Regions from separate parts of the Mus musculus genome. Here region 2 is linked to region 1. Evidence: chromatin loops called from intact Hi-C (ENCODE). Cell type or tissue: heart. All regions are shown on one strand. Links, peaks and the distances in the headings refer to the core of each region. The heading gives the core; the rest is flanking DNA. Region 1 holds the start of Cdc40 (cell division cycle 40). Region 2 holds the start of Fig4 (FIG4 phosphoinositide 5-phosphatase).

Region 1 (15,438 bases), core at 2,547-10,546:
ATATATTCCTCTCTAGCTCACATGGTCCATTCACTAAGACAGATGACATTTCAGGTTATAAAATACACTGGTGAAAATTGAATAGGAACTATACAATGCATACTCTCAGAGGACAGTGGAAAATATCAAAATATTTAGAAATTAAATATAATAGTTCAAAGGTCTCAAAAGAATTTACTTTGAATAATCAGAACTAAAAGAAAGTACATTCTCAAATCTGTGAGATAGCTCAAAAATCAATGGTTATTTTGGGGAAATAAAAGGAGTCAGGTCTGGAGGTTTATACATTTAATTCCAACACCTTAGAAATGGAGAAAAGAAGTCTGGGAGTTCAGGGTGATCATCAGCTACAAACGCAAGACTGAAGCTGCTTTGAGGTACATGAGACTCTATCTCAAAATCCGGAAGGAGGAGAAGTGGCAAAGAAAGGATCTTAAATCAATAAACCTCCAACTCAAGCAACTAAGGGTAACGGGCCTGGCGTAAGTAGAAAGAAACTAGTAAAAAGGACAGGAATCGATGCAATTAAAAACTGAGAGCAAGAGAGAAAAATCAGTGAGGTCACAGAAGGCTCTTTAGAAACAACGAACCTGATAGATTTCTAAGTCTATCAGAAAGATTTTGCTTTGGTTTCAGGAAACTCTTAGTCTGTACTCTCCACTAGGATACAAGTTACTTTCTTTTCTTTCTGCTTAAATTTTCTATAACTTTTTATCATAAACTCTTGTACAAGTATGTTAAAAACTACCAAAAATGGACAAATATAAGACAGGAGACATTTCTATAGAAAATAAAACTGCTTAGATTTTGTAGACAAATTTGCAAGCAAATTTAACAAGCAAAGAATAAATAAAAATAAGAGAGCTTTCTTAATCTTTGATAGAGGAACCAAACACGGTAATCCATATTGTGACACAAAGGGTTCTTCTTCTAAGCTGATTTAATTAAAGCAGAGGCATCAGCTAATTAGAGTATTAGCCACTCAAGAAGAAAGAATAGCAAGAAGCTAGTCCACTATTTGACATATCAAAAAAGATCTGCTGCCTTCATTATTTAAATTCAAGAGATAACAACATTTAAGTCCATTCTACAGAGTTCCTCTGAGGTTCTTAGCTTTAAGAAATGATGCTCCCGACAGTCTAAGTAGCAGGAAAAAAGAGGGACTGGAAATTGCATTATCTGTGTTGACCTCCAATTTTATTAGCCATGTGACCTCAAACTAACTATATCATCTATGATGGAATGCTCTTGGGTAGCTGGCAACTATCTAAAATACAAGTCCAATCAATACATGGTAGAATAAAGACTTACTACGAAGACACAACAAAAATGGCATCTTTAGCAAACTCAATCTCAGGACCATGGACAAAGACATACCTAGCCTATAGTCAGGAAGCTAGGTGCTCCTTGTAAGGCTTCTTGTGAGGTCCTAGATATGGCCACTTATTTACCTAGTCTACAGGCAAGGGAACAGTCACTAGGAGTCTCAGAGTTTGTAGTTTATAGCCTGGACAACTGGAAAGAAAACAAATTTGTTCAACCTTTGGGCATCCTAGGGAAAAAGCAGAATAGCAGAAAGCTGTATCTTTTTGATTTAGCTAACTTGTTGATATAATCTTCCATAAAATCCTAATGAGACTTGACACCAGTGGTACTGATTTGGTAAAATAAATGTAAGAGACCCTATGGAGTGACTTGCATTTAGAGCAAGCATATAACAGTACTTCCTTCCTGTTTAGGAGAACATGCTATACATTATCTCTGAATATCATTAATCTCCAAATAAGTCCATTAAAAACCTCCAACCTAAGTGACAAACAGCTGTTTCATGAGTCACTTTCTCACAACACATTCTCACAGCAGAAAGCCTTGCCTGCTCTTCTGTAGCAACTGCAAAATCCACTTAGCTTAAGCTAAAAAACAGGCACTGGAACATAAAAATGAAGCCGGGGGTGGAAGGACAGACATTCAAAACGCCTCTCTCCTTGAAGCATTTATAATTCGTTTTTCAACCTGCCTCCAATCCTTCCACACCCCATCGAAGTATAATGTACAATTATAATAACATTTAATTGTGCTGAGAGCTTATTTTAAAAACCATCAAAATTAGTAACAACCTAAGAACTTGCTTCCAAAAGGAGACAGATGAAGAAAAGTTTAGAACTACACTCTTTTCAGAAGTAGAACTAGAAGGAAAAAAAAATCCCTGACAAATGTATAGGCAGAAATATTAGAAAGGAAAATGTCTCACAAGAAAGGGGAGGCCCACAGATTTCTCCAAGTACCTCAGACTTCTGTTCTAGGGAAGAAACCAGAGCAGGGGTCCTCTACTTCAACCTTTTTGATACTGCAATTGACAAAACCAAAGCCCTTGAGAAGTAAAATCACAAGAAGACCCTACACCCTTGCAATTTCCCTAACATCCTGCCTAATGAGATAAGGCAAAGCAATACAAACTCCGAGAAATATCCTCCTCTTCCTGTTCCATGGATGAGAGCGGGGAAGTTTCAATAATGCTGTCGCTGTATACTTATGTTGGTGTATTTATAGTTGTTAGCATAAATTTTATGATTTTCTAGAATTTTATAATTACTAGTATAATCCAGTAACATAATCTAGTAACTGCAGGATATTATGGGTTAAGTAGGCTTTTGGTAGGCTGAGTCTAATCATGAAGTAAATAGTTTCTGGGAAAATAAGTTCCAAGTCTGTGGTGGTTAGTCTTCATTGGAAACTCCAGTGGGTGTCTAATCACCCAGGAGACACATCTCTGGAGGTTTCCAGAGTTGGATAACTGAGGCCCACCCTAAATGCTGATGACTCCATCCTATGTGCTTGGATCCTGGCTGAATAAAACAGAAAAAAACTAAGTGCAGACAGCATTTGTCTCTCTCATTCCTAGCTGCAGATGTTGTACGGTCAGCTGCCTCATGGTCTTGCAACTATGCCCTGCCCCTGTCCCTTTGATGGACCATATTCCTTCAAACACTAAGTAAAACAGATCATTCCTCCTGAAAGCCACTTTCATTAGTTTTTGTTATTCTATCTCAGCAATGAGAGAAAAAAAAAAAAAAACTACTGCAAAGTTCTACAGTATGGTATGATTTTCAAACGTAATAAATAAGTTAAGACTACCAACTTATGAAAATTCAATATCCAAAGTTAAGGGCAGGAAGTATAGCTTAGTAGTAGAGTGTGTGGCACACATGAGGCCCTGGATTTTATTCCCAGCACTGAGAAGGAAAAAAAAAAAAAAGAGAAGATAAAAATTTTAAAATTATAATCTGTATATAATAAATAAACAAATAAGCCACAATTCTTAATTTTACGAAGTTCTATCTTGAGGTCATTTATTTTTAAAACCTGTTACACAAACAAGCACAAGACATCATTTATATACATCTTTTTTATTAAGATTTCACTGGAACACTGAAGTCACAGAGAAAGATAACTTCGGAAACAGAAGCGTTCCCGTCCATTTTCAGGAAGTGTGCTGCAAGATCATTACTGTCCTTCCATGTAGGCTGCCAACATCTCCATCATGCAATACCTAGTGCTAGCTCAATAACATGCGGTAAAAGGATTATAAGCAGAGGTTCCAAAAACAATCCAAGCATATCTTTCTCTTTAGAGCCCACGCTGCTTTAGTAAATCAAATGTTTGCTCCTCCTTCTTCACTCCTTTTGTTTGTGGCACACAGATGAACCCTTTGCCACCATCTTTGGATTTGTGACAGTAAAGCTGCAGGATAGTTCCTGTCTCACAGAGCTCAAGAAAAACCAGACTTTTTCTAAGTAAGTGGAAAAGAGCTGGAACCAGGTTCAGAATCATGAAAACATTTTTACAACAATAAAAATTATGTCAAACAGGGTTTAAAGGAAATTAAAAAGAATTATGAGAAGTACAATTTGTTATAGTATAGTATGAGATTTCTATATAGATTTTATACCTCAGTGGGGAAAAACTGATTCCAGTGATGTTGATGTTGTTTTCATCTGTGATAGTCATGGATGCTTCTATTTTCCTCGGGGTGCTCAGAGTGAGATAGTGGGTGGGGTGAGCTCTCTGAACATAGTTTGAATTTCTTTTTACAATATTCTTATTTGGTTTGTGGGCTGTTGGAATTGTAAGTTTAATTGCCATTCTTTAAAAAAAAAAAAAATGGAGATTTACTCTGCCTGGTCTCAGTTGGAAAGTTTTCGATCTCTCTCTGTTGTTCTTGGGTCAACTGGCGTACAGACTCTGCCTCGCCCTGCCTCCCTCCCTCCACACAGTTTCTTAACATGCTGTCCACTTAACTCTGCTGAGCTGATTGTGCTTCATGCCCAAGACTCACGCTACTGCACTGCAGGTTTGTCTCCACAGCAATAACCTCTGACCCCTGCGAGTCACTTCACAGAGTGCTGTTTATCTGGAGATTGGGAGATCAGACATTTGATGGGTTTTTTGAAACCCTTGCCACTCCACTTAGCCGTGTGCTTCCCTGTCGGACGCACACTCAGGTTCCTCCTCAGTTGTAATGTTGATTTGCTGCTTTTTCACAAAATAAAAATGGACTGAAAGTGAAAAAAAAAAAAAAAAAAAAGAAAAACCAGACTTTTTCTTTACCCAATTTAAAAAAAAAAAAAAAAAAAAGCTAAATTGTAGCTCTTTATATTTAAGAAAATATGATAAAATATAATTAAGATAATTCTAAAACAAATCAGCTAATCAATGAATTATAAATTAATGAATTATAGACTCACATATAGAGACTTTTCATCTATATGATTTCCTCCCACAAAGTAACCAAAAGTCTAATATCTTAATAAAAGCTATAATAATATAGTCTCAACAGTAGTTTCTGCTATGAAGGTAAAGGAGTTACTCTTTTAATAAGAACCCAAATATAATCTCTACTGAAGATCAAGCCTTTGGAAAAGATAGCTTAAATTATTCTTAAAATTAAACAAAAAATAAATTGAGTATTATACTATACCAATGTGCTGTCTCTCAACATATGGCCATTTAGAAATCCAACCAATAAAGCTGACCTTCAATGCATCTTATAAGTAATCACAATTATGAAATATATTAACTACCATTTCTAAATTAAGAGATCTTCAATATTTTCTAGACTTTTCACAAATTTAACTCATTATTCTACTCGTTACCAATTATTTTCACCAGTATTAACTATATAATTATTATATGTAGGCATTAAGTCTATAGTTAAAAAACGAGAAATAAATTCAAGCTAAAGCCATCTGGCCAAAGCAAACTCAAATGTAAATCAGCCCTTCCCAGGCCCTGTGGAAAAGCATACCAAAGCCTCTTCATGATTCATCGATTAATTAAAATACTTAAAGTTAGTTTAAAAGTACTGGGAAAATATCTTCTCTGATTTAACGCATACTATTGTGTGGCATAAGAGTATTGTTTCCATTTACATGTTAGGAAACCAAGGCAAGATGTCCACTTTGTAAATTGCAAGGTCTTTCCTAGCCAAAAAAAAAAAAAAAAAAAAAAATGATTCTACACCGTCAACTTAAATGTATGCCCTTTACAAATTAAATAATCCCTGCACCTCCAAACACTTGCATCGTCCGTGTACAATTCTGTTCGTATCGAAAGGGTTAACAAAACAAGCTTAAACACATAAAGAGGGGAAAGCCGATAAAAAGGAAAAGATGTTTCTAGTGGCTCATAGGCTGTTCTTAAATGATATCATTTAAGTAGTAAGTAGCTATGTTTTTTTCCCAAGGTTTTGAGATATATTCTGTCCTTAAGGTATTCAAAACTGGATCTACTCATATCCATGTCGATAAGAGTTAAAAGAAAAAAACTGTAACTGGCAATAAAATATACTTTAAAAAGAACTAAGTGAAAATTAAAATCCAAGTTAGGGAGTTTTTCTCCTCCCATATTAAATCCTCCCTCTCATTCAAATGAAAGATATGATTAGTAAATCGGATGTTCAAATATTCTACAAATACAAAACTTTTCTTATTAAAACGGAAAATTTTATATATAAGTACGTTATTCAAATATTCAAAATAAATAAAAATACTTTCCCTAACAGAAACTTAGATCAAAGATAAACTGTTCCTGTGAGTTCCAAATGGGACTGCATCTGTACTTGTGTTATGCGGCTCCCAACAATTAGAAAAATGAAAGTTTACCAATTAAATTTACAATGTCAATGGATGTTTGTACAACTGAACAACTAATAAACTAATCACACCGATTACTGAAAATAAAGACTTAGCTAATGTGAACACCAAGAAAAAAATGTAAATAGAATGTCGGGCACATTTTGTATAGTAAAGGATAGGGTCAGAATGAGTCGAATTAAAGTACCTATTCTAGCTAGGTATTAATTAGTCAGTCACAGGGCAGGTCGTGAATGTTGGGATCCGATGAGCTTTCTTTTCACCATTATTCTAGTTCATCATCCGCAAGTGCTAGAGAAGGTGTCTACGGAAGCTAGGGGGCATGCTGTAGCTAGGGGAAAAGAAAAATGGGAAAGGTGCAATGGATGCTGCATAGTTGAATAATTATCTGGGTGGCACAATGGGCGAGTCCTGCCGACATCAGAGCCCAGCAAGCGTCTCCCTAACTCTGCCCGAGGAACCTCCCCATTTCCAGGCATCAAAAGAGCCAGCACCCTCTCTGCCTTCTCTTCCAAACTGGAATATAAAGGGATGCCCGCACTCGCTTTACCATGGTCGTGCAGAGAGCCGCGGCGCAAAGACCCGCGGCCAGGGCTCGCTTTTCAGAACCGCTGGCACGCCGGGCGAGCCGAGGGCTCCGCGACTGGCTGCAGCCTTCGCCGGCGCCGATGCACAAGGGCGGAGCGGCGGGATCGGAGCCCCGAACCCCGCGCCGCAGGTGAGAGCCGCAGATGCTGCACCCAGAGCAGCCTCGGGCCAGTCCCCGCGCCCGAGATCCCACGCCTCGTCCTCCACGCGCAGCCCGGGCTGCTGGGCGGCGGGCGCGGGGGAGCCCGGGATGGGGGCGGGGGCGGCGCGCCCATCCATCGCCGCCGCTGCAGACCCCGGCTCATCCACACGCCCCTCTCGGCTCGGGTCGGTGGAGAACAGTTCCCTCGTCAGGACCCCGGGAAGAAAAAAAAGGGACAAAATCCTGAGAGACTCGTGCTCACCGCGAAACCGTGGGGGGCTCGCGCCGTACCCCTTCTACATGCTTCGGCGGCTGCCGCCGGTCCGGCTCCGCACTGGGGCGCCACCAGGAGCCCCTCGGGAGCGTCGGGCTGCGGGATGGAAGCCGCGCCGGGCACTGGCTGAGGCGCCGGGCCGCCGGGAATGCCGCCGGGGGCGCCCACTGCTCGCCCGAGCCGCGGTGCGCTCGACGCGCGAGCGAACAACACCGCGAGCAGCCGCTGCCCTGCGCCGCCCCCTCCCCGCGCGACGCTCCACAACCGGGCGCGGGGACCCGCGCCTGCAGCAGGGGGAGCCGCGGGGCGCTCTCCGCCTGGCCTCACGACCTTTCCCCGGAGCTGCACCGGACGGGTCCCAGGTCTCTGAACTTAGGATTCGCACTCTCCCCTCGAACCCTGCAGGGCGTACGGCGGCATGGTGGGAGAATGAGCATCCACCCACTTACCCGTCCGTGGGCAAGAGGACGGCGCTTCCCCCTGTCCTGAGGCTCTGTGGTATTGCCCGATCCGCACTTTGGGGGAGGGGGCCGGAGAGAACGGTGCTGGGCTCGGGAATGAGGGAAGATGACATCCAATTGAATGAAGCATCCTCTTGGGGGCGGGGTCGAAGGCAGGCCCCCTCTGCCGGGCTCCACCTCCTCGCTCCAAACTACATTTCCCATGGTGCCGCGAGCTCCTCGCCGCACTGTACGCCGGGAGTGAAGGTCCTCGAGGCTTCAAACACATCTCAGGACTGGGTCTTTAATCAACGAGGTCCTGAAAGTTACAAATAGTTGTAATCCCTTGTGCTTCTTTAGATAAATGTTTGTGAATCTCAAGTTTTGATACAGTTATCTCAATAATAAAGTTTTTTTCGAGAAGTTATAAATGATTTTTTTTAAAGGAGGTAAATATCGAGTTCCATGACAATCTGACAGGACCTGGGAGACGCTGCTTCTTCCGCCTTGGCCTGGCCTTAGCAGAGAGTATCTGTTGCAGTCATGTCGGCTGCGATTGCAGCTCTAGCTGCTTCGTATGGCTCGGGCTCGGGGTCCGAATCGGATTCGGACAGTGAGGGCAGTCGGTGTCCGCTGCCAGCCGCGGACTCTCTCATGCACTTGACCAAATCGCCTTCAGCCAAGCTCTCTCTGACCGTGGCGGTGGACTCGGCTCCGGAGGTGGCAGTTAAGGTAAGTGTTTTGGACACTAATAAGCTCAGGAACTGCTTTCAGCTCGTCTCGGGTTAGAGGCTGGTCTACCTTGGCGCTGAGAAGTATGTAACTAGCGTTTACATCTCTTCCCACATCCTCCTTGACGATTAGAAGTACGGAGCAGCTCTCCACTAACCCCTGTCCTTCCTATCTCCGTCGGATAAAATTAGTTCAGGAGAGGAGGAAAGTTTGAATTTGTAGACTAAGATGTAGCCTTATTAGATCAGTTATAAGTTCAGAGCATAGATAATATTGGATCAAGACTTTCAAACTAGAATTTGTACCCTCACTAGAAGTGAGCCACGGCCAGGCACTGTTTTGTTTTTGAGGAACTCGGCACGAATCCTGGCTTCACTACTTTCAAATTACACAACGTTCTTTTGTACAGTTGTGCAATGAAGATAGCTGTATAAAAACATATTTATCGGGGGGTTATTGTAAAGATTGAGTGAAATTATATGGTAAAGATTATAGCACAGAGCCGAATATCTATCTAGTGGAAAGCGATACATGTTAGCTATTGTGATTCTTTGTGTTAATACAATGAATGGGAAAAGGACATAAAGTTTAGGAAGTAGCATGCACGAACCCAACCGAGGAAGTTGATAAAGGGGGAAACCCAGTTCTATAGTTCTATAATATAGTTCTCTATGGAGCATGTATTGTTTCCCAGTAACAACAGGATTAAAGCCACAAGGGTCAACCAACCAGAACATCTTTGCTATCATAGTTCATACTGGAATCATTCTCGTGGGTGAAACAACCAATTAAATGTGGACAAATAAAGTAGTTACAGATTGAATTGAACACTGGGTGTCCGGGGGTGGGGGGTGGGGTGGGGATGGGATGGGGTAATAACCACAACAAAGAATAAGGTAGAAGTGTGATTTTTTTTTTGTGTGTGTAGATTGCTCAGACAAATCCTTTCTTAAAAAAATAAAAATAAAAAAATAAAAAGTTGCCAGGCAGTGGTGGCACATGCCTTAATCCCAGCACTTGGGAGGCAGAGGCAGGCAGATTTCTGAGTTCGAGGCCAGCCTGGTACAGAGTGAGTTCCAGGACAGCCAGGACTACACGGGGAAACCTTGTCTCAAAAAACCAAAATAAATAAATAAAATAAATAAATAAATAAATAAATAAATGAAATGTCAATTCGAAGAGAGAGAGACCACGTTAGCTAAAGCAAGAGTTTCCAAACTTAGGAGAAGACTTAGTGTGTCTTGAGCCCTTTGAGAGCATCAGTCTGTAGTAAGCCCTGTGTGAGTGAATGACCAGCTCAAAGACTGACGAGGGAAAAGAAGAAGATTTCTAACTAAGCTCTCCCTGGGTCTTGTTTGTGTCATTTATGAAGTTGAAGTTTTTTATAAGGACATCTGGCATGAAAGAACACTGGGAAGTCTATCTTTAGAACAGAACAAAGCTCTGCCAGCCTATGACTTTCCAGCAGCCTTCCCCGTGTGTTCCTTAGACATTCCAACTTTCAGTGCTATGCATTGTTCCCCTGATTTGTCACAGGGTTCCCCACCCCAGCTCAGTACAGTCTAGCCTTGGCTTCTTGATTAATTACTTGGTGGAAATGGTGTTCCAGGCCTTTTGCAGTCATGAGACCGTTCTGCCATCTGAATTAAATCTCTGCATCAAATAGCTCTTATAATTCCTTTTCTCTATTCTTTAGTTTTCCTATGATGTCCACCGAGCTATCCTCAGCCTTCAGGTTCCCTATTCTTCTGCCAGCCCTGTCAGCATTTGGTTTTCTAGGTCTAGGCTGTTATTTCAAGTTTCCCTCCACATAGTCTCACATATTTTTACTGCAGTATATACTTCTGGTGGCTCACAGGTGACCACAGTGAAGAGGTTAACATAGGCATGAATCAAGATTCCAGTATTATTCATATCTCCCTCTAGCACTTAGCCACATGGCCTCCTTGGAGACATCACTTAAGAGCTCTGAGCCCATTCTTACTCATCCTTCAAGTATGTTTAGCTACCAATTTTCAAAAATGCAAAGCAATTTTAGCTGTAACAATTATATACTGATTAAATACCAGCTGTCCTAGTAAACTCCTGTCTTAAACTCCATGCCAGCTTTCTTAATGTTTTTTAAATCTTATCCAGAATGCCTCTTGTGCCCCTTTTGTATGGTGTGCTAAAAGCTTAAGTGTCTTTCTAGTGCACGTTTGTATTCCCCATTTTGATTGATCCACATCCTGCTCATTGGCTCAAGCCACAAACAGAAGGCTCACCGTTTTCCTTTTCCTCAGCCCCGCTAACTCGCTAGTTAGTTGTTCAGCCGCTACCTCCCCTTCTAACTCGCTTGTTAGTTGTTCAGCCGCTACCTCCCCTTCATCGTGTTTCTGGCTGGTTGGTTGGTTTTGCTCCCCCCCCCCCCCCCCCCCGCAACTCGATCTCTTCCTCTCTGTTTTCCTTAGCACAGCCTTCAGAGCATCCTTTCCTCTGGGAATTACTCTTGACTTCTTGAGCCTTTGCTTTTGAGTGACAGCTACTCTTTCCCACTGTGACTGGGTGATGTTTATCAAATGTCTCTTTCTTTTTCAGTTGCCACCGTTTAGTTCAGATTCTCTTTAAAACAAGAATAACTTTTTGTGTACTTCTTTCTTCTAGCCGCACACCCACGTCTTTCCTACACAGTACATCAAGACTGTTCATTCCTAAATTCAGAACTCACATCCCCTCCCCAAAGCATCACGCTGTCTCTTAGATAAGCACTTCATGCTTTATACGGCGCGTGAGGCCTGCCGTCCTCAGTGCTGAAGGATCTGTAAAGCTCACAAGGTTAACAAGCTCCTTCTCAGGGTTCCCTTGCCTCCCTCATAGACCCAAACCTGTGATCCCCCAGCCTCAGGCTCCTTGATTCTTCTATCTCTATCTTTTTGTCGTAGCCCAGGGCATCACTTAACCACATTTCTAAGTTCATTTCCGGGGCCTGGAGAGTGTTCTGTCGCCAATGCCTTGTACACAAAAGAAAAACTAAAAGAAAAGGTCTTGACCAAGTAAGGACATGGAGGATCAGATTTGGAGTGGAGCAGGCACTGGCTGGGAGGACGCTTCCTCTCCATCTTGTTTACTTCAGACTCTAAGGAATGGTTCAGTACGTAAAGAGAATGAGTTGGAATCAATCTCTAAGATACCAGCGGTGCATTGAGAGCTGGGCTAGATCCCCAGCTGTGTGGGTTCTGTAGGAGATGAGCAGTGTGCACCAGAGAAGGAAAGCTCCCTGAAGTAAAGGGGTTAGAAAATTATCAAGGGGAGAATTGTGAAGCAGGAAATTACTCGTGTCTGTTTGAATGATTCTCTTGTGACTGAGAGTATTTGGCCAAAAATAAATGTATGCCCTGTTGTGTTTTTGAGGTAGGGGGTGGGGGTGCATGTTAAAATGCCCTTGTGGAGGTCAGCGACAACTTATTCCTTGGCTCCCTAACTCGCCAGTATAGCTCCAGGGTCTGAGGGAAACTTGTCTCAGAAGTAAAGTGAAGCATGATTAAGGAAGACCCTTGACATCAAACACACGCGCACACACACGCACACACGCGCACACACATGCACGGCGGGGGGTGGGGTGAGGAGGGATTGACTAAAGGTTTAGAAAACAACTGATCATGTATATGGAGATTCGCAAACGTCAGTAAAGGACCAAGTTCCAAGCATGACTTACACTGTTGACCTCATATACTTTGTCAAGTCTTTTTTGTTGATGTTCATTTCGTTTTAATCAACACAGTAAGACTGCAAATACCATTATTATTTTGTTAGTACAAAATACCATCTGTGGGCTAAAGTTTGCTCATATTCTGGAGTTTGCCAACCCCTGTGCTAGACCACAAAATAACACTCAGTAACCCAGGTCCCGTGACACAACAGTCCCTGGCCTCAGTGCATCTGTATTGAAAACTAGGCACAAAGGGATAAGTTTGCACATAACCATAAACTTGCCTTTTAGCCAGAGTCAAACACAACAAGATGTTTTGGGTTGGTTGGATGCAGACAGGACCGTGGATATCCCAGGATGACCTCAGACTCACTAGGAAGCCAAGGGTGACCCTGAACTTCTGATCCCAAGTGCTGTGATTATAAACCTGTGCCACCATTCCATCCACACCAAGACTTTGTGTATGCTAAGGAAACAATCCATTGCCTGAGCTACATCCTCTGCCCATAATAATAATAAAAATATATACATACATACACATTAAATGAAAAAATAAAGAAGGTAATATAAAACCAGTGAGGTACAGCCATCTCCGTGTTTTTATAAAGTATGCGCTTGTACATCTAAGACTGTTAATGTCTTGCTGTAGATGTAGTAGAAGAAAGGCAGGAAACATGTCAGGCACCCATGCTTCTGGGTGGTTTTTTTAGTCAGTGTTCTTTTTATCTGCTGCCATGTACAGATGATGCCCCAAGTGTCTTGAAGTGGTTACCCTAGAAACTACATGTCTGAGTCACTCAGTAGCTTCAGCTTCTAAGCAGTGCAGGCCCTACTTCAATTCCACTCCCATCCCTACCTTTTGGGATAGTTTGTTTGGTATGTGTGCACACGTACACACAAGACAGACATGAGTGACAGGCCTTTTTACATCTTATCTGCAAAGATGTCTGCTTTCTGTCAAAGTGCTTCCTTTAGGCTGTCCTTTAATAGAGTGGTTGGTGATTACCCTTCTAGTTTGTCTTCACAGTGTTAGTGCTCAGTACTCCATCTTGGATATTTTACTAGGTTTAGTTTATTAGCTGAGAATTCCTCTCAGCTCACTTAAGATGTTTTCTCTTATTCAATTGTTACTGACAATGGACTGTCTTTTTCTAGTGAATTTAGTTTTCCTTGAAAGTGATTTTTTTCTTTTTTTGACAGCTTATAGGTAGATACCTACCCCCATTTTATTTAATATGAAGTTTTGTTGTTTTTCCTATGAAATGAATTTGTGGCTTTCTTTTCATTTTCCACCTAGAATTCTGCTGAGCTTCTCTAGCAGCAGATAGATTTCTCTGGAGTGTGGATCTTTCAGTACTCTGGGAAGTTCACATTTCTCCTTGCTACAAACCACTTTAGCCCCATTGTTCTCCGAGTCTGGAACTTCATCTACGTGTGTAGCAATGATTGGACATTGTAGTGTTGTTTGTTGTTGAACTTTTGATACAAAATTGTTCTATTTCCATGTTAGAAGTCACTACCATGTGTTATGATGGGCTAGGTATGATGGCATACATCTGTGATTCCCACACCTAAAGCTAAGGTAGGAGGACAAAGACAGAACAGAATGTGATAAGCCTTACTGGATGGCAAGAATTACTCTGCCTGTGTGCTGGCTCACTCAGGGAGCATAGGCAGCTCTCCAGTAACAACAACAAAAATACTTAGTAACTTACTTCATAGTAAGTTTAAATAAATTAATTAAAAACAGTCATTTCAGACAGTGAGTGTTACTTTCTCCCAGTGAGCTCCTCGTTCAGCATAGCCATTGAGTAAAATGCAGGTTCTGCCTCTTACATCTGCAGATACCTTTGATTTGTTGCCGAGCTCGGAGATGTACGTATCCAAATTTGTATTCTTCTTCATCATCTATCAATCCCTTAATTTTGGGAATTTTAGTCATTTCTAATTCCAGAGAGACAAATGTCATAAATTGATAGGAACTCGATAATGACCAAAATGTCTAATATTTTCACGGTTTACATAGTTTTTGTCGTGCCTGATTTCTTACCTGTATACCAGAAGACATGGGGAAAGGACCCAACAGTGACTTGTGTGGTCTCCAATATAAGTCAGCAGTGCACCTGCTTACATTTATGTGACCCTTGGGTTACTGCACGTTTACTTTCTGTGGCTGATTGGAATTGGGTAGGAATCCTTTGTAAGTCTGTGGTGATTCCACATGCATGCCTAGCTGGCCTTGACTCCTCCTGAGAGCTAAGGGAGATGTGGTGCTGCCCACATTTATCTAGGTAAATCTTCAGTAGCCACCTTTCTCTGGGGGGTTGTTCAGTTCATTCTGTGATGCCAGCCATAGTGAAAGGGGATGATCTATTGTTTATTGGTTGCCATTGTTGTTATTATAAAAGGTTGATTTTTTTAATTGCACTTTCTGTTAAAAGTTGACGTTACACCATAGTCTATTAAAAATAATTAAAGTTTAGTCTTCTGTATACTCTTAATTGGGAAGCTTCTGGCAACCGATATATTACCAGTGCTGATAACCACCTCTACCATATAAACTCCAACGAGGAGATAGGAATCCAGGATTAGATTCTTTTGGATAGCATCTTCGAAGGGTTGACTATTAAGAGGTAATGGTATTTAAGTTTGGTTTTATTTAGTCTATGCAATGTTTTTCCAGTAATGGGTTTGGCATTGTGTTCAGGCTCCAGTGTCGGCTTTGATACACATAACCGGAAGCAGCTTTGGGAGGAAAGGGTTTATTTCGCTCACAGTTCCATAGAACAATTCATCACAAAAAACCAGTGAAGGCAGGAACTCACACGGCAGGACCCTGGTGGCAGGAGCTGATGCAGAGGCCATGGAGGGGGCTGTTTACTTGTTGTTCCTTGTGGCTTGCTCAGCTTGCTTTCTTACAGCACCCGGGACCACCAGTCCAGGATGGCACCACTCATAATGGGCTGGGCCTTCCCCCATTGATCCCTAAATAAGAAAATGCCTTACAGCCTGATCTTCTGGAGGTATTAACTCAACTGAGGCTCCCTTCTCTCTGATGACATTAGCTTGTGTCAAGTTGACATAAATCAGCACAGATATTAACTGATTTTATCCTTGGTTCTTCTAGCTTTTCAGCTCTCTCCCACACCCACCATCAGAAAGTGAGATTCTAGTTTCCCTTCCACCCATCTCCCTTTCTGATCTGCTATGGGCTTAGCCAGAGGCACCATTATGACCATGCAATCAATCAATCTCTCTGTCTCTGTCTCTCTGTCTGTCTCTGTCTCTGTCTCTCTCTCCTTTTTTTTAAATTGACAGTGCTCTGGCTGCAACAGTGTCACCCCATTGCTTGCCTGGATTGACTCGGCTGGTCTGACCAGCTAGGCAGCTGTCCCTCTCAAAGCTGTGCACTAGGAGGGACC
Region 2 (14,535 bases), core at 6,536-14,535, 420 kb before region 1:
AGAATTCTTTGTTCAGTTCTGAGCCCCATTTTTTAAGGGGGTTATTTGATTTTCTGAGGTCCACCTTCTTGAGTTCTTTATATATGTTGGATATTAGTCCCCTATCTGATTTAGGATAGGTAAAGATCCTTTCCCAGTCTGTTGGTGGTCTTTTTGTCTTATAGACAGTGTCTTTTGCCTTGCAGAAACTTTGGAGTTTCATTAGGTCCCATTTGTCAATTCTCGATCTTACAGCACAAGCCATTGCTGTTCTGTTCAGGAATTTTTCCCCTGTGCCCATATCTTCAAGGCTTTTCCCCACTTTCTCCTCTATAAGTTTCAGTGTCTCTGGTTTTATGTGAAGTTCCTTGATCCACTTAGATTTGACCTTAGTACAAGGAGATAAGTATGGATCGATTCACATTCTTCTACATGATAACAACCAGTTGTGCCAGCACCAATTGTTGAAAATGCTGTCTTTCTTCCACTGGATGGTTTTGGCTCCCTTGTCGAAGATCAAGTGACCATAGGTGTGTGGGTTCATTTCTGGGTCTTCAATTCTATTCCATTGGTCCACTTGTCTGTCTCTATACCAGTACCATGCAGTTTTTATCACAATTGCTCTGTAGTAAAGCTTTAGGTCAGGCATGGTGATTCCACCAGAGGTTCTTTTATCCTTGAGAAGAGTTTTTGCTATCCTCGGTTTTTTGTTATTCCAGATGAATTTGCAAATTGCTCCTTCTAATTCGTTGAAGAATTGAGTTGGAATTTTAATGGGGATTGCATTGAATCTGTAGATTGCTTTTGGCAAGATAGCCATTTTTACAATGTTGGTCCTGCCAATCCATGAGCATGGGAGATCTTTCCATCTTCTGAGATCTTCTTTAATTTCTTTCTTCAGGGACTTGAAGTTTTTATCATACAGATCTTTCACTTCCTTCGTTAGAGTCACGCCGAGATATTTTATATTATTTGTGGCTATTGAGAAGGGTGTTGTTTCCCTAATTTCTTTCTCAGCCTGTTTATTCTTTGTGTAGAGAAAGGCCATTGACTTGTTTGAGTTAATTTTATATCCAGCTACTTCACCGAAGCTGTTTATCAGGTTTAGGAGTTCTCTGTTGGAATTTTTAGGGTCACTTATATATACTATCATATCATCTGCAAAAAGTGATATTTTGACTTCCTCTTTTCCAATTTGTATCCCCTTGATCTCCTTTTGTTGTCGAATTGCTCTGGCTAATACTTCAAGTACTATGTTGAAAAGGTAGGGAGAAAGTGGGCAGCCTTGTCTAGTCCCTGATTTTAGTGGGATTGCTTCCAGCTTCTCTCCATTTACTTTGATGTTGGCTACTGGTTTGCTGTAGATTGCTTTTATCATGTTTAGGTATTGGCCTTGAATTCCTGATCTTTCCAGAACTTTTATCATGAATGGGTGTTGGATCTTGTCAAATGCTTTTTCTGCATCTAACGAGATGATCATGTGGTTTTTGTCTTTGAGTTTGTTTATATAATGGATTACATTGATGGATTTTCGTATATTAAACCATCCCTGCATCCCTGGAATAAAACCTACTTGGTCAGGATGGATGATTGCTTTAATGTGTTCTTGGATTCGGTTAGCGAGAATTTTATTAAGAATTTTTGCATCGATGTTCATAAGAGAAATTGGTCTGAAGTTCTCTATCTTTGTTGGATCTTTCTGTGGTTTAGGTATCAGAGTAATAGTGGCTTCATAAAATGAGTTGGGTAGAATACCTTCTACTTCTATCTTGTGAAAAAGTTTGCGCAGAACTGGAGTTAGATCTTCTTTGAAGGTCTGATAGAACTCTGCACTAAACCCGTCTGGTCCTGGGCTTTTTTTGGCTGGGAGACTATTAATAACTGCTTCTATTTCTTTAGGGGATATGGGACTGTTTAGAAGGTCAACTTGATCCTGATTCAACTTTGGTACCTGGTATCTGTCCAGAAATTTGTCCATTTCGTCCAGGTTTTCCAGTTTTGTTGAGTATAGCCTTTTGTAGAAGGATCTGATGGTGTTTTGGATTTCTTCAGGATCTGTTGTTATGTCTCCCTTTTCATTTCTGATTTTGTTAATTAGGATTTTGTCCCTGTGCCCTTTAGTGAGTCTAGCTAAGGGTTTATCTATCTTGTTGATTTTCTCAAAGAACCAACTCCTCGTTTGGTTAATTCTTTGAATAGTTCTTCTTGTTTCCACTTGGTTGATTTCACCCCTGAGTTTGATTATTTCCTGCCGTCTACTCCTCTTGGGTGAATTTGCTTCCTTTTTTTCTAGAGCTTTTAGATGTGTTGTCAAGCTGCTAGTATGTGCTCTCTCCCGTTTTTTCTTGAAGGCACTCATAGCTATGAGTTTCCCTCTTAGAAATGCTTTCATTGTGTCCCAAAGGTTTGGGTACGTTGTGGCTTCATTTTCATTAAACTCTAAAAAGTCTTTAATTTCTTTCTTTATTCCTTCCTTGACCAAGGTATCATTGAGAAGAGTGTTGTTCAGTTTCCATGTGAATGTTAGCTTTCTGTTATTTATTTTGTTATTGAAGATCAGCCTTAGTGCATGGTGATCTGATAGGATACATGGGACAATTTCAATATTTTTGAATCTGTTGAGGCCTGATTTGTGACCTATTATGTGGTCAATTTTGGAGAAGGTACCATGAGGTGCTGAGAAGAAGGTATATCCTTTTGTTTTAGGATAAAATGTTCTGTAGATATCTGTCAGATCCATTTGTTTCATCACTTCTGTTAGTTTCAGTGTGTCCCTGTTTAGTTTCTGTTTCCATGATCTGTCCATTGGTGAAAGTGGTGTGTTGAAGTCTCCCACTATTATTGTGTGAGGCGCAATGTGTGCTTTGAGCTTTACTAAAGTTTCTTTAGTGAATGTGGCTGCTCTTGTATTTGGAGCATAGATATTCAGAATTGAGAGTTCCTCTTGGAGGATTTTACCTTTGATGAGAATGAAGTGTCCCTCCTTGTCTTTTTTGATGACTTTGGGTTGGAAGTCAATCTTATCAGATATTAGGATGGCTACTCCTGCTTGTTTCTTCATACCATTTGCTTGGAAAATTGTTTTCCAGCCTTTCATTCTGAGGTAGTGTCTATCTTTTTCTCTGAGATGAGTTTCCTGTAAGCAGCAAAATGTTGGGTCTTGTTTGTGTAGCCAGTTTGTTAGTCTATGTCTTTTTATTGGCGAGTTGAGACCATTGATGTTAAGAGATATTAAGGAAAAGTAATTGTTGCTTCCTGTTATTTTAGTTGTTAAAGGTGGCATTCTGTTCTTGTGGCTGTCTTCTTTTAGGTTTGTTGAGGGATTACCTTCTTGTTTTTTCTAGGGCGTTGTTCCCGTTCTTGTATTGGTTTTTTTCTGTTATTATCCTTTGAAGGGCTGGATTCGTGGAGAGATAATGCGTGAATTTGGTTTTGTCATGGAATACTTTGGTTTCTCCCTCTATGATAATTGAGAGTTTGGCTGGGTATAGTAGCCTGGGCTGCAGTTTGTGTTCTCTTAGTGTCTGTATAACATCTGTCCAGGCTCTTCTGGCTTTCATAGTCTCTGGTGAAAAATCTGGTGTAATTCTGATAGGCTTGCCTTTATATGTTACTTGACCTTTTTCCCTTACTGCTTTTAGTATTCTATCTTTATTTAGTGCATTTGATGTTCTGATTATTATGTGTCGGGAGGAATTTCTTTTCTGGTCCAGTCTATTTGGAGTTCTGTAGGCTTCTTGTATGTTCATATGCATCTCATTCTTTAGATTTGGGAAGTTTTCTTCAATAATTTTGTTGAAGATGTTTGCTGGACCTTTGAGTTGAAAATCTTCATTCTCATCCACTCCTATTATCCGTACGTTTGGTCTTCTTATTGTGTCCTGGATTTCCTGGATATTTTGAGTTAGGATCTTTTTGCATTTTCCATTTTCTTTGATTGTTGTGCCGATGTTCTCTATGGAATCTTCTGCACCTGAGATTCTCTCTTCCATCTCTTGTATTCTGTTGCTGATGCTCGAATCTATGGTTCCAGATTTCTTTCCTAGGGTTTCTATCTCTAGTGTTGCCTCGCTTTGAGTTTTCTTTATTGTGTCTACTTCCCTTTTTAGGTCTAGTATGGTTTTGTTCATTTCCATCACCTGTTTGTATGTTTTTTCCTCTTTTTCTGTAAGGACTTCTACCTGTTTGATTGTGTTTTCCTGTTTTTCTTTAAGGACTTGTAACTCTTTAGCAGTGTTCTCCTGTATTTCTTTAAGTGATTTATTAAAGTCCTTCTTGATGTCCTCTACCATCATCATGAGATATGCTTTTAAATCTAGGTCTAGGTTCTCAGGTGTGTTGGGGTTCCCTGGACTGGGCGAAGTGGGTGTGCTGGGTTCTGGTGATGGTGAGTGGTCTTGGTTCCTGTTAGTAAGATTCCTCCGTTTACCTTTCGCCATCTGGTAATCTCTGGAGTTAGTAGTTATAGTTGACTCTGTTTAGAGATTGTTCTTCTGGTGATTCTGTTACCGTCTATCAGCAGACCTGGGAGACAGATTCTCTCCTCTGAGTTTCAGTGCTCAGAGCACTCTCTGCTGGCAAGCTCTCTTACAGGGAAGGTGCGCAGATATCTTGTATTTGGACCTCCTCCTGGCCGAAGAAGAAGGCCCAAAACAGGACCTTTCTCAGACACTGTGTTGCTTTGGCAGTTCCCAGGTGGTACAGACTCTCACCTAAGCAGACTAAATTCCTAAGTTCCTTGGAGTCCCGGGACCAAGATGGCGACCGCTGCTGCTGTGGCTTAGGCCGCCTCCCCAGCCGGGTGGGCACCTGTCCTCCGGTCCGGACGGTGGCTGGCTGTCCCCGGCCCACAAAGGGTGCTGCCTCAGCGCCTCTGTGCTTCCGCCTGTTCCAGAAGCTGTCAGGTTCTCTGGCGCACCCTCTCACCTGTTCAGACTAATTTCCTAAGTTCGGCGGGTCCCGGACCAAGATGGCGACCACTGCTGCTGTGGCTTAGGCCGCCTCCCCAGCCGGGCGGGCACCTGTCCTCCGGTCCGGACGGTGGCTGGCTGTCCCCAGCCCACAAAGGGTGCTGCCTCAGCGCCTCTGTGCTTCCGCCTGTTCCAGAAGCTGTCAGGTTCTCTGGCGCACCCTCTCACCTGTTCAGACTAATTTCCTAAGTTCGGCGGGTCCCGGACCAAGATGGCGACCACTGCTGCTGTGGCTTAGGTCGCCTCCCCAGCCGGGCGGGCACCTGTCCTCCAGTCCGGAAGGTGGCCGGCTGTCCCCGGCCCACACAGGGTGCTGCCTCAGCCCCTCTGTGCTTCTGCCTGTTCCAGAGGCTGTCAGGTTCTCTGGCGCACCCTCTCACCTGTTCAGACTAATTTCCTAAGTTCGGCGGGTCCCGGACCAAGATGGCGACCGCTGCTGCTGTGGCTTAGGCCGCCTCCCCAGCCGGGCGGGCACCTGTCCTCCGGTCCAGACGGTGGCTGGCTGTCCCCGGCCCACAAAGGGTGCTGCCTCAGTGCCTCTGTGCTTCCGCCTGTTCCAGAAGCTGTCAGGTTCTCTGGCGCACCCTCTCACCTGTTCAGACTGTTCAGACTAATTTCCTAAGTTCGGCGGGTCCCGGACCAAGATCTAAAGACCCAATTCTTGAGAGCTAAAAAATCACAACAATATACTTTAATACATCAATGTATCTATAAAAATTAAAATGGAAATTATAGAATGTTAAATTCATGCTAATATTACTAATTAAAGTAAATTCTAAAAAGAAGAAATAAGAGAAAATGTGAAGATATAACCAACAAAAATAAAATGTTGGAAATCAATTCTAACAGATCAGTTTGAAAAGGCAAACTTTGGCAGACTGGATTTTAAAGGTGTTAAAGCTCTTTTTGTAGGCATCACATCCGATGATAGGATCCAAGTCCTGGGCTCTCTCCCTGGACCAGCATTTCTCAGTTATTGCTCTTGAAATGATGTGCAGATTGTGCAGAGGGCAAAGACTGTTGAGAGAGATATTCACCCAGGGGAATTTAAACCAGATACGAGTTTGCAAATACTTCAGTTCTTTCACGGCAGAACACCACCTGCAGACTGAATTCATTGCCGGTAAAGTCCCTAAAAGCTTGTAAGAAACAGAAACCCACAGTAACTGAGATGGAAATGCTGGACCTGCTTTGGCAAATGGTTAGAGAAAGGCCTTAAAGGTTCACAGAACTGATAAGTTAGATTAAAATGACTATGAGGTCAGAGAATTCATTAGCATGCTGGGCTCTCTGGAATGGCAAGGGCTACTCCTTCAGTAATGCCACAAGAAACGAACATGCAAAGGTTCATTGCAGTGAATCAATGGTTGGGTTCGAGGCCTTTAGCTTCTGCTTCACTATCAGTATTAGATCCTCTCAGATATCCTGTTGTTGCCCTATGTCATTGAGGTCCTGTAGCTTTGGGTCTTCAGGACCAGCCCCTTACATGCTCCAGCAGTGCATAGATGGGGTAGATGTTGGGGTGAGGCGACTCAAAGCCCTGGATCTGGGCCTGGGTGGTAGCTGAGTTGGTCAGCCTGCCAGCTCCCCTGCTCTCCTGCCTCTTGGGGCTGGCTCTTCTGTGCCCACACCATCAGCGCTGGCTCTACCTCATGCAAGCTCCGCAGTGGTCTGCCACACTAATTCACTGAAGAGGAGGCTAGGAGTCCTCAAGAATGGACTGAGGACTCCACAAGTATTTACACGGGTGATGCCTTAGTTCTTTTCCAAGAGAGGCTTGTAACCATCAAGAGGAGAGCTGTGGGAACTGACATCTGTCTTTCTAGCAAGGACCGTTGGGTGGAGAGTCCTAACGCTGAGTGAAAGCTGCAGCAGCCCAATGAGAGATAAAACAGAGAACTGTGATAGAGTTAAGGCAGGTCTGGAAGGGCGAAAATAAGGTTCATAAATATGTATTCTGATCGCCCCACTCTCAGCCCTGTTATGTCTCTTATGTTTCTTTTTTAGGTCAAAACTGAGGTAGCACTCTCTGGGAACAGCTGTCAGAGAGAGAGGAACATCACAGGAGACTAGAGATATATCGATGCAAGCTGTAAATGCCACACGGCTAGAGTTTAGTTGCTCTGGCAAATAGCTTTGAAAAATAGCAATTGAGGTAAATGTTCCTATGAGCAGAGCCTTAAACAGAGTTTATAAGTCCTCAAACTGGTGGGAGACTCTGAATGGCTTTATCGGGGGCCCATAGGAGACGTTCAGAAGAGAAAAAGCCCATGATTGGACTTGTAAACCGCTTGCCAGATGCATTTAAAGGGAGATCTTCCCCACCACACTCTTGTGTAACGGCTTCCACTGAATGCAAGTGGGATCTGTAACTTGCTTTTCATGATTGTTTTATATTATATTTGACTTCATCTTAGCAGTTGAAGAGAGGCTAAGAAGTAAGCTGACATACTGTTGGAGGACCACACAGTTGGAACAGTGTTTGGCCTCCAGATGGGGAGTAGCCAACAGCTAAAGGAAACAGGAACCCCGGTCCTCTTGCCAGAGATGGATTTTCTCAATCATGGAATGGATTCTTAGTTTCTTGTGTGCGCCCTGACTTGTCAGCAAGAACGCACACGTTTATTGGGAGAGCTTGATTGCAGAGGCGAAGAGACCCCAAGCCCAGAACTGGTGCTGCTTATATAGGCCTAGGAGAGGCGTGTCTCACACCCGGATTGGTTGTGCTTGGGTTATGCTTACCACCTCATTTGCATGCCTACATCTGATTGGTTAACTTCTCTCTCATCTGATTGGTTAATTTTGGTTAATCCTCAAAACCTCATCTTGGCAAAAAAAACCTTTTCTGCCTATGTATGCGTGGTGGCCAGCAGAAGCCAGCACCACCCTGCAACGGCACATGTGGCTTCCCACATTAGTTGTCTCTCCAGTGGAAAGTCAATTTCAGTTAACACCTGATTGCAGAGGACCCCTCTGATCTATGCCAGGGACCCTGGCAATGGAAACTGTGAGATAATAAACATTTTAAGATGTTCAATTTGTAGCAATCTGTTCTGCAGCATAGAAAACGAATTCCACTCACAAAGCATACACCTGTGAAGATGTACTGAACAAACAGGTGAGCAAGATGATTATCCAGTAGATGCCTGCCAGTCTTTCTTGGCTCCTCCTAGTTCCTAATGGTTCCTAAATGGAAAAACTATGGTGGCAGGGATGAAGTGGCTAAGACTATGCCATGATTTAGTAAGGTTCCTTCACAGTAGTCGCTACAACCGATGTTCTACATCTCCACAGAGATGAGGCTAAGACTTTGGTATGATACAATCTCTTGAGGAGCAAGAACTCTTATCATTGACAGACTGGCTATACAGGATTCTTCCCACTGTGAGGGACCAGTGACATGGGGGTGGGGGAAGGTGAGTGTGCCTTCCCTATCTGTAGTCTGTAGGCCAGCACAGCTAACAAATGGTTGGGCTGTCTCATTTATCATCACGAAGCTCATATAATATTGCATTAAATCAAAGGATTTTCTTTACAGTAAAGATTGTAAGATGCGTGTGTAAATGTGAGATTTACTTTTTCTACCACACACATCCCAGCTCACTTAGAAGTCACTGGTGTGTTGGACAGACCTCTCAAAGGTCCTGGTACAGCACTTTTTAGTATTGTACGGGATAGAGACAGCCAGTGTACTTCAAAACTAGAAAAATGCTTTGAGCCAAGAAACAGGAGAAGTGGATCTTATCCCCACCACCTTGTGGTTGACCTGGGCAATTGTGATTGATTTGGGAAATTTCTCACAGTTTTAGACTCTGGTGATAGCAGACTGGATTTGTTTGCTAGGAGAGATGGTTGTATCAAGGATCTCAGTCAAGGTTTTTCAAAACTAAAACGATTGTTATCAACTGGTCCCTTTCGGGCCCCACAAGTCCATGAGGAGTTGTACTGGCAGGGGAGGCAGGTTTGGTATGATAGAGTTGGGATTGCAAAGGTAATCTTAAACTCAGGATTCTCTGGGATGTATATTCATGCCATGACACAGGGATGGAAGCAGGGCAAGCAGCTTAGACTCACATTAGTTTTGACCAAGAGTAAGGAAGACCTAGAAATGTTAGAGATGGAGATGAGTGAGCGGTTAGAGACCTGGGGTTTTGCAGCTGACCTCATTAACTTCTCGAGTTACTGTCTTCAGGGACTGGTGATGGGCTGGGCTGGTGTGACCTTGGTGTGGGGACAGTGGGTGTGAGTGGTTACAGGGTGGAGTACAGCAGATCTCTCCTCATGCATGTCAGGCAACTTTTCTAGGTCACTGCTGGACTTTTGGATACCAGCATGTGGGCTCTGTCCATGAACTTCCTCCAGCTGCCACGTCCCCTCTGTTTGAGCTCAGGCAAATTGGAAGTTCCAAGACACCGAGCTCTGCCTAGCAGGCTTCAACCAGTAATACACGGGAGTTGGCGAGTAAACACAACGTCCCTCCCCGCCTGCTCCCCCGAAAGGGAATGGTTCCAAGGTATGTACTCCCCATTTCCCAGTGAGTTTAGCTGACAGAGAAGCTTGTGTGACAATACCCCCTTTTCCAAGAGCCCCTCCCTGCCCAGCTTCTGTTCCTGGGATCACCCTTATAGAAACAACTTGGCACATTTGTTTGTTATCAGTTTGGCTCCTGGGTGATGTAAACTAAGAAAATTCTCAAAGGGAAGTGCTCCATTGTAGTATAAAATAATAATGGAAAACAATATTTGAAAATCAGAACTATTTATTTTTAAAAAGTGACTTTCCTAAACCAAAATGCTCTGCAGATGTTTAGCTTGCATTGGGAAGAGCTGGTTTCCATTGTGAAATGGAAAAGTTAAAAGATGCAGTTCAAGATGGAGATAAGTGGATCTCTGGGGCTTGCTGGCTTAGCCTCTGGCTTACACGCACACGCACGTACCCCCCCACCCCCCCACCAGCATAAAATGCCATAACTGAGACTCCTGCCCTCTTTCTTTCTAGTTTCTCAATAAAAAAGATATATCAAACTGAAACAAAACCAATAATAGATAATAGATAATCATACTCTAAAAACCTTGTAACGTCCTGCCTTGAATCTACAGCAAACTTTAATATCCTCTTCAGCTATTTGTTTGTATTTTAATAATTACCTTTTTCTTTTCAGTATGAGAGCCCTCTAGCGGTGAATTCTGGAATATAGCGAGGGGTCCCTGTGAAACCTAGCACTTCCTGCCTGTGCTACTTTAGCGGCCACTGTTACCCTTTGGGGCAGGCAAGTCTTTAGTCCGCATTTGTGAGATAAATACCTTAGCTAAAAGGAGAACTGGTTTTGAAAAGTCGATTTATGAAGAGATCGTGGTTTAACTTTGCAAGAAAAGCAACTGGTGTGGGGTCCCCGCCGGAAGTGTACTTTCCTGCAACTGATGGCAAAATGCACCCAGAATGTGGACAATTCCCTGCCTCTGCTTACCTGTGGACCGGGGACGCGACAGCAGCTATCTTCTGAGGCTCTACTGAGGCTCTAGGTAGCTGTTAGGCGGTTGCCTTGGAAACCTGTGGGCGGCGTGCAGAGCCTCTTGGAGGGCGGGGCCTCGGGAGGTGGAGCTGTAATTCAAAGTGAATTCTTAAGCCTGTGTTTAAATGTAGTCATAATTATAAAACACCTTTCCCAAAGTGTAGAGGTGACCAACAGAGCGAGTGCATATATTACCTACTTATGCCCAGACAGCAAACGCGAAAACCTTATCTTAACTAGAACTGACTCTTAACAGCAGCGCGCTCGCCCTACACAGCACGGTCCCTTTTAGAATTCAGACCGTTAGCCTCACACATAAAATGTGCAAATACCAAAGGCGCCACATTTATGTAATTAAGAAAGATTTGTGGGCCATACAGCCACAATATTAACTTTATTGACTTTCGTGGAGATAAAATAGGCGACAAAACAGGGGAAAATCACAGGCATCCAGGAGACAGGTTTCGGGAAAATAAAGAGTATATAGGAAGAAACAGACCAATTACAACACGGAGAAACCGCTCCAAAAGGAGAACCCAATCATCTGATTTCTTTTCTTTAAAGGTCAACATAAGTCAGGTTCTTTTTCTTTCTTTCTTTTTTTTTTTTTTGCCTGCCCTTAAGAAAGATGGCACCCTTAGCGTCCGCCCTCAGCAACCCCGTGATCCTGTAGCCCCGCCCCTCCGGTTTGGGCTGGGCTGGTTGGGAGGCGGGGCTGAGGGAATCCGGAAGCAGCCGGCGAGCCCGCTGCTGAACGTTTGGTGTTCTGACACTGTTTTTGTCAGCTGTGTCTGGTGTGCTGGAGGTCTGCGGGGTCTCCTCGCTCTGTCTCCAGGGGGAACCCCGCCGCTGTCACGACCTGGGCCGCGGCCTGGTGCCCTGTGGCGGGGCCGCCATTGGCTGGAGCCATGCCCACGGCCGCTGCCCCCATCATCAGCTCGGTCCAGAAGCTGGTGCTGTATGAGACCAGAGCTGTGAGTACCCACAACGACGGGACGGGGCGGGAGGACTGCGCTGCGGGGATCGGGGCACCCTGTGGGGTCGTCGGGAAGAGGCAGCACCCCGTACTCCCTCCTCTCCTCCCAGCGCCGCTGCAGGCTCGGCCGCCAGGGCCATGCAGTCAAGCACTGGATGGTTTGCAGGTCTGTCTTGCTTAGGAACATGTGGCTGGCTGGAAGAAGTGCGTGCAGACAGGTGCTGTGGCACACAGGAACTGCACACAGCTTCTGAAAGAGTTCCTCTTTTCTGCTTTCCCATAATCTTGAAGTTCTTGAGTCCACTCCTTACAGTAAAGTCAGGGGGTATGAAAAAAAATGTGAACTTGGCCCAGGTAGCTTCTATTTTGCGATTTCATGGTATACTATCACCGTGATTGGTCTTAATCACATGCACTGTTTTGCTGGGATTCGAGGTTCTGTGACCCGGACGCATCTGTTAATAGTTCTCTGGCTTGCAGAGCGGTGCTAATAGAACTTATTTTTTTCTCATTTCTGTGCTTGGGAAACAAAGTTGCTATAGTGTGGTTTATCTGAATCTGGCCTTCACTATGATATTAGGGTGTGAGTATCTCGTTTGGTATATTCAGTGAACTGTGGCTAGTCTTCAATAGGAGAGTAAATAAACTGTCACATGGGAATTTTAGCCCACCGGTAAGCTGAGCATTCTGAGGCCCTGGCTGAGATGCTATTCTTTATAAAACAGAATTTCTTTTCCCACAAGTCTTCAGTGGCACCCATGAAAACTCGGTTGCTGAGGACGACAAACCCTGTTAGAAATTTTATTTAATTTAATTTATTTGTGTGTGTGTGTAGTGCATGTACATGTGTGTGGGTATGTGTGCCCACGTGGAGGAGTTTGGAGGCCAGGGGTTGACCCTAGATGTCTCTCATTAAATCTGGAGCTTCCCATATTGCTAGACTGGCTGGCCAATGAGTGTCCCTCGCCCAGGCTCTACCTGTCTATACGCCGCACCCCCAACCCTGGGGTCAGAGATGTGTTATTGTGTGGGGCTTTCAGTGGGCCCTGGGAATCTTTACCCACTAAACCAAGTTTCCACACCAGTGTTTTATTTTGATGAAATTTAACTTAACTATATGTGTGTGTGTGTGTGAGAGAGAGAGAGAGGGAGAGAGTATAGGATAGTATCAAAATCATAATCTTCCTGTCTTGACCTCCCCAGTGCTAGATTTATAAACATGGGCAAGATTTTCTGACCCTTATTTTCAGTGTGTGTGTGTGTGTGTGTGCTTACTGCTTTTCATGTTCTTTGCTTGTTCCCAGGCCATGATGATATTTTGCTTTGTCTCACTGAAAAGATTCACAGTTTTAGCCTTTATGTTATCATGTTTTATATTAAATTCATTTATAATATAGTTAGGGCTACTATTGCTGTGATGAAACAAATATGACTAAAGAAACTTGGAGCCGGGCGTGGTGGCGCACGCCTTTAATCCCAGCACTCCGGAGGCAGAGGCAGGCGGATTTCTGAGTTCAAGGCCAGCCTGGTCTACAAAGTGAGCTCCAGGACAGCCAGGGCTATACAGAGAAACCCTGTCTCGAAAAACCAAAAAAAAAAAAAAAAAAAAAGAAACTTGGGAAAGAATTTATTCAGCTTATACACCCACATCATTGCCCATTACTGAAGGAAGTCAGGACAGGAACCCAAACAGGGCAGGAACATGGAGGCAGGACTGATGCAGAGGTCATGGATGGGTGATGCTTACTGGCTTGCTCTTCAAGGCTTGCTAAGCCTGCTGTCTTATAGACTCCAGGAGCCATCAGCTCAAGGATAACACCATCCACAGCAGGCTGAGCCCTCCCCCATCTATCACTAGTTAGAAAGTGTCCTACGTCTGGATTTTATGGAGGCATTTTCTCAACTGAGGTTCCTTCCATTCATATGACTCTAGCTTGTGTCAAGTTGATATAAAACTTGCCAGGACAACTAATGCAGGTCTTACGTGACTTACCTATTGCAACAAGTTACCCCCCAGGTTAGTGGATCTAGATAGTAATTTCAGTAGACTGAGAGTCTGATCGGATCTGCCTGAAGGTCTCAGAAGTTACAGTTGAAATGTCACCTGTGGTGCAGTCACCTGGAGGCTTAGATGCCAAGGACCAGCCTCAGCCTGGAGACGGGTTCTGAGAGAAGGGGTGTCTGGAAGCAGTGAAAAGAAGGACAAGAGAAAGTCAGATTGTGGATCCAAGTTGTGTTCTGCTTGATCCAGTTTTCCAGGCTGCTGTGTTCCGCTTTCTCCCTGGAGATCTCTTTGTCTATATTCTAAGAGACCTCTCTGTCCATGCTCTTCTTGCTTGTGTGTGTGTGTCTCCATCCGTCTTTCACTCTGTCTCTCTCTGTATGTGTGTCTATATATTTATCTGTTCTCCAAGCAGTTCTTTTTATCCTAAATTCTCTGGATAGCTCATCTCCTGTAGAACACAAAGTCCAGTCTTATTTTACATAGCAATCCAGTCATTTACTCTAATTCTTAAGAGACAGCAAGCATACATTTTTTTCCCCTAATGTAGCAAAAGAATTCAGAGATCTGTCTGCCTTTGTTAAGCACAAAAGATCTAGTTGGGTGGGACCTTGCCCTGAAATTACAATTTCTACCACTCGTGGGCCTAACCTTGCTCTGTCTGACCTTGAACTTGCTCTGCCTGCCTTTGTATCTCTCTGACAAGCTGGCTCATAGTGTACCTGCCTTTGGTCTTTAGATTCATGAAACCCCTCATACTTCATATTGTATCCTTATATTTTGCATAGTTGAATATATATATCACTCATGTATTTAGAGCTCTTTTCTGCAGCCTTAAGGGCTGTCCTGAAGGTCCCAGAATTTTCCATTTTGCTGAGACATTAGCCACACCTTCACCTCCTGGACTTATGCTGTCAGATCATCATGGAGTCACTTGCTCTGGGCAAGCCCCCGAGGGTCTTCTTTCTTGTTCTTGGTTCATTTTGAAGTAGCAGAGGGGGAAGAACATCGGTGAGGGTAATATGTCTTATGAGATATTTAGGGTTGTTGTACAATAAGAAAATGTTTACCTCTTGTCTTAGTTAGGGTTTTACTG

Evidence for each region. Peaks named below come from ENCODE experiments on the same cell type or tissue, not always from the same donor. Only the 100,000 strongest peaks of a DNase experiment are listed, where the experiment ranks them.
Region 2: it touches region 1 in a loop (2.2-fold over the local background); 5 of 42 quality-filtered maps call a loop at or near these places.

The regions. Positions count from the first base shown.
Region 1 is chr10:40,875,777-40,891,214 of GRCm38, reverse strand. It overlaps Cdc40 (cell division cycle 40), which reads left to right and starts at 8,072. Exons shown (of 15, transcript NM_027879.2): 1 at 8,072-8,328. The coding sequence starts at 8,140. Wasf1 (WAS protein family, member 1) reads right to left here and starts at 7,388. Exons shown (of 9, transcript NM_001379453.1): 1 at 7,145-7,388. In heart, for the core only: a CTCF peak has its summit at 6,459; DNase peaks (open chromatin) are centred at 6,924, 7,784 and 8,144; H3K4me3 peaks cover 3,303 bases; H3K27ac peaks cover 2,326 bases.
Region 2 is chr10:41,299,887-41,314,421 of GRCm38, reverse strand. It overlaps Fig4 (FIG4 phosphoinositide 5-phosphatase), which reads left to right and starts at 11,181. Exons shown (of 23, transcript NM_133999.1): 1 at 11,181-11,435. The coding sequence starts at 11,370. Ak9 (adenylate kinase 9) reads right to left here and starts at 10,488. Exons shown (of 40, transcript NM_001370813.1): 1 at 10,417-10,488. In heart, for the core only: CTCF peaks have their summits at 10,149 (motif pointing left) and 11,574; DNase peaks (open chromatin) are centred at 9,261, 10,501 and 11,291; H3K4me3 peaks cover 2,591 bases; H3K27ac peaks cover 2,977 bases.